Regions from separate parts of the Homo sapiens genome. Here region 2 is linked to region 1. A link is a loop called in an ENCODE intact Hi-C map of the cell type or tissue named here. Cell type or tissue: prostate gland. All regions are shown on one strand. Region 1 overlaps FAT1 (FAT atypical cadherin 1). Region 2 overlaps TLR3 (toll like receptor 3).

Evidence for each region. A loop is a pair of places that touch in the nucleus more often than their neighbours do. Peaks named below come from ENCODE experiments on the same cell type or tissue, not always from the same donor. Only the 100,000 strongest peaks of a DNase experiment are listed, where the experiment ranks them.
Region 2: a loop joins it to region 1, with 5 times the contacts of the local background. A loop is called at or near these places in 15 of 110 quality-filtered maps.

What each region holds. Positions count from the first base shown.
Region 1 is chr4:186,586,260-186,588,759 of GRCh38, reverse strand. It overlaps FAT1 (FAT atypical cadherin 1), which reads left to right. Exons shown (of 27, transcript NM_005245.4): 27 at 1-966. The coding sequence ends at 168. Among named protein-coding and RNA genes, the nearest start is that of MTNR1A, 32 kb to the right of the region's middle. RefSeq lists an enhancer at 1-617. In prostate gland, a CTCF peak has its summit at 1,130 (motif pointing right); a DNase peak (open chromatin) is centred at 1,139.
Region 2 is chr4:186,078,054-186,080,553 of GRCh38, reverse strand. TLR3 (toll like receptor 3) reads right to left here. Exons shown (of 5, transcript NM_003265.3): 3 at 1,523-1,714. Among named protein-coding and RNA genes, the nearest start is that of TLR3, 10 kb to the right of the region's middle. In prostate gland, no CTCF peak of the experiment used is centred here; a DNase peak (open chromatin) is centred at 1,063.

The DNA.
Region 1 (2,500 bases):
AGCATGCCCATGTCTGTGTACGCCTCCACCGCCTCCTGCTCTGACGTGTCAGCCTGCTGCGAAGTGGAGTCCGAGGTCATGATGAGTGACTATGAGAGCGGGGACGACGGCCACTTCGAAGAGGTGACGATCCCGCCCCTGGATTCCCAGCAGCACACGGAAGTCTGACTCTCAACTCCCCCCAAAGTGCCTGACTTTAGTGAACCTAGAGGTGATGTGAGTAATCCGCGCTGTTCTTTGCAGCAGTGCTTCCAAGCTTTTTTTGGTGAGCCGAATGGGCATGGCTGCGCTGGATCCTGCGCCTCTGGACGTGCTAGCCATTTCCAGTGTCCCAACTACTGTCATCGTGAGGTTTTCATCGGCTGTGCCATTTCCCAACGTCTTTTGGGATTTACATCTGTCTGTGTTAAAATAATCAAACGAAAAATCAGTCCTGTGTTGTCAGCATGATTCATGTATTTATATAGATTTGATTATTTTAATTTTCCTGTCTCTTTTTTTTGTAAATTTTATGTACAGATTTGATTTTTCATAGTTTTAACTAGATTTCCAAGATATTTTGTGCATTTGTTTCAACTGAATTTTGGTGGTGTCAGTGCCATTATCTAGCACCCTGATTTTTTTTTTTTTACTATAACCAGGGTTTCATTCTGTCTTTTTCCACTGAAGTGTGACATTTTGTTAGTACATTTCAGTGTAGTCATTCATTTCTAGCTGTACATAGGATGAAGGAGAGATCAGATACATGAACATGTCTTACATGGGTTGCTGTATTTAGAATTATAAACATTTTTCATTATTGGAAAGTGTAACGGGGACCTTCTGCATACCTGTTTAGAACCAAAACCACCATGACACAGTTTTTATAGTGTCTGTATATTTGTGATGCAATGGTCTTGTAAAGGTTTTTAATGAAAACTACCATTAGCCAGTCTTTCTTACTGACAATAAATTATTAATAAAATACTTGAGCTTTATGCCTCTTTTTCCTTCCCATTGATACTCCTGTTCAGGATTCAGTGGCTGAGATAGAAGAATGGATGAATGGAAGGGTGGATATTGATGTATTTGCTTTTAGTGGACAAGGCGTAAATGTGAAAATCCTCTCTACCCTGACCAAAAGCCCTGCTGTCCAAGCGGAGCCAGCCACCAGGTGGCAGTATATAGCTACTTGATACGGCTCAAAACTATAGCCACAAAAGTAAAAAGCATAACTTTTTAATATTTTTAAACAAAACCAAGAAAATTTTATACATTTTTAATTAGTATGAATTTATTGGTTGTAATTTTAATGCTTACATGTTTTTCACCTTTGTCAATGTTTTATATCAAAAACAGTCTCTGTGAAGCATTATACCTTTCTGTTGTCAACTTACACAGTACTGTATGATTTAATGTGAGATCCAGAAGCTATTTTTTATATATTTTTATACAGTCAAAATCCATCCCTACTTCCAACACATTTATTGAGTACTTACTATATGCCACTATGATATGAATGACAAACAATTAAGCTTTCTTAGAACTTTGGAGAAACATGTTTTCCCTTTAAGTAAATGCCTTTTTATCAAATAATATAAATACATAGTTTAAAAACATCAAAGAGAGCTAAAATATATATAATAAAACAGCAGTCCCATGCAACCTGCTGTACCCAGTTACAACTCCTTAAGCTGTTTTTCTCATTCTTCCTTTCATATTTTCAAATGTATATATTATTCTTTCTTGAGTCACTAAATTTAGAAATTGCCTGTTGACTCCCTATGATGTTGGAGGAAGACCATGTAACCTAATAGACCTCCACTGATCTTGTTTTCCTACCATTAGTTATAATTTTTGGATTAATCCATATACAGCGTTTCCATTATTTTGATTATGTAAGTATTCACTGCTGTGCCAAGCAGTATATGATGTTTATTTTCATTTACTTAGCAACTTTCTTTTTTTAACAATTGTCTTTTTATTTTACTCATTTTTTAAACTTGTGACTATTCATGTATTCAGAAAACATTTTCCCTCAATAATACTATATTATTTTGCCTGAACAGACAGACAAAAGTCCTCCGTCATCTTGGAATTTACATTTGGTGGGGACAGGTGGTAGGAGGAGATGATCAGGAGATACATGGTAGTGTTTATAGTAGTGAGTGCTGAGGAGAGAGACTGTGATTGAGGAAGGAATGTGTGAGATTGTGATGGGAAGGGACGGGGAAGGGGTTGTGATGGGAAGGGACATTCTGAGAAGACAGGAGGCCTCAGTGGCAAGCGGCATTTGAGTCCAACCTTGAAGTTGATGAGGAAGAATACCACGTGGTTTCTCTGAGAACTGTTCCAGGCAGACAGATTAGCTGCTACTGTAAAGGGAGGAGTGTGAGAACGCCCAAGAAAAACACAAGTGCAGCCTGTCATGTACATGGTCACAGCAGGAAGTCTGTCCGCTCCTTTTTTTCCCTTGGACATTCTCCTCAGGGAACCCCTCGGCTTGGTGGCCCAGACTCCA
Region 2 (2,500 bases), 510 kb after region 1:
ATAAAATATTTTTAAAAATTTATCACAGCACTTGACACACAGTTAAGTGCCTTAACAGTGTGAATTTCAGTACAGTAAGAATTTAAGCTATCGTTTTTCCTTATAATTATTTGGAGAAAAGCCAGGGATAAATATACCCAAATGCTAACAGTGGTTGTTTCTGACTATGGACATTTGAGTGATTTTTTAAAATCACCCCTTATTATTATTTTCTCATTTATTCATATATTTAATAAGATTACTACAATAAATGTCTTAATCATAGAAAAATGCAGTTTAAAAAATAAAATGAAGAGCTTGCACAAAACATCTTAATATCTTAGGATAAATTTGTACGCCATTTATTTTTATGTCTGAAAAAAAAAATAGAGTTGTAATTAAGGATTTCCAGTAGTCTTATAGCCTGGAACAAAATGAGTGTAAAATACAGACAAACCTGTATGTGAAAATGCAGAGTCCTATTTAGGGAAAAGTAGTCAGTTGGCGGGACCGAGAGAAAGCAAAAGAGCAGGTAAATTATTAGTCTGTCTTCATGATCCAGGACACGTAGCCCTCCTGTGCAAATAACTGACAATCTTCCTGTGCCCAGCTATCACCAGGCCCCTGCGAGTTAGCCCACTGCAACCTGGGCGCTGTCAGTGCAGCTCAAAGCCCTCTTCAGCACACAGCATAAACAAGACCCTGTAAAATCCCCAGCAAGCCTTTGTTTCTTTGCAGTCAGCTTCTCTTGCTGATATGCCCGTTGCCTTCTCGCAATGTAGTTTCCTACTTTCACGAATAAATGTGCCTTTCTCCACCTGCAACTGTCTTGGTAAATTCTTTTACCCCTGTGCCACCGGTCCAGATAGTTGTTGCTCTCCCGTGACAGAAAATGATTAGCTTGAAGATCATGATTCCAAAAAGAGACAGTCCTGTCAGTTATTTAAGCTGACTTCATTATAGGAAGGTTTTTATAACCACATACTGCTGCTGATCATTTCCTGAGCACTGCCTACGCCAGACACGGTCCTAAATTCTTTACCACACAGTCCTATGAAGCAGAGTCATTATCACGCCCATTTGAAAGCTGGGAGGCTAGAGAGGGAGAACTTGAATAACTTGCCTGATAACATGATTGTTAAAAGACAAAGCCCAGAGACCAAGCCAGCTAACCCGACTGTGAACCTGGGGCTCTTGACCATCGTACTCTTTAATTAATAACTCTGTCAGAGAGTTTGTGTGAGAGAGCACTATTTCCACTTTATAAGTGAGGACACAGACTCAGAGATGTTAAGGATGTTCGCAAGGTCACGGCACAGGGGTTCCACCCAGTGCTGCAGGGCGGCAGAGTCCCGTCTCCCGACCTCTCCTGGGGCTGCCTGAGCTCTCAGGAGGATGACACCAATGCCCCCAAGCAGTAGGTGGGAAGGATTGCTGGAAGACAGGCAGAGGCTAGAGAGCATTACATTCCTGTGTATGTGACACAGATAGGGACTATCCACCTTAAAGGCAGAATGCAAAATAATTTTACCTTACTTCTTACCTCTTTAATTTGATTCGATGACAACTCTAATTTTTTTAAAGATGAATTGGCAAAGATATCCAGTTCTTCACTTTTTAGCGCTTGAATTTTATTGTTTGATAATAGAAGCTCTTGGAGATTTTCCAGCTGAACCTGAGTTCCTAATTTTGTAGATGACAAGCCATTATGAGACAGATCTAATGTGATTAAATTCTGAAGGGAAAAAATAATATGCATATGTTAGAGTCTTGCTGTCAAAAACAGTTCTTTTAAATGTAAGTACATCTGAAAAATACTTCAACAGCAAAATCAACACCTCTCTATTATTCTGTAGAATACTAACAGTAAGCATAATAAAAAATCTTTGATCTGATTAATCTTTGTTACGTTATAATCTTTGTGATGGTCACCCTTGCAACCATTGTAGGAAGGATTTTATTTCTTACTTCAAGAATCATTTTATTTCTCTTACCAAAATAAAAAAGACTTAAGCTTATTTATGATATAAGGAACATTGCTAATTTATGAACTTATTTATCATAACCTTTTACTTATGATGCAAGAAATTTTCACATGGCTTATCAAACACACAGTGTCATGCTTTAACCTTGAAAATAAGTATCAGAAAAAAGAACAGAATGTTTTCTTAAAAAGCATGAGAATTTTGCCATCTATGAAATTTTAAATAGATTTTTATACTGAGAAAGGGTCATATTATATAAATTTTGAGTCATGACTAGTACAGAATATTAAGTTTTGTTTGCTTTATCAGTACTGTGGGATGTTTTTATCACCCTTTGCTATTTTTGAATATGTATGCTTCAAATTCAGGCAAAAGGTAAGGGAAAGCGATACCAGTTAAGGCAAAGTCTAATGTAATCGCTGTTAACGAGAAGCAGGTTTTTTAATTTAAGTCTTTACAAAAATAACATTTTGCAATGATTTCTCTAGCCAGATTTTGAGGCCTTTGTATTCAAAGATATTTCATCCACATTAGAC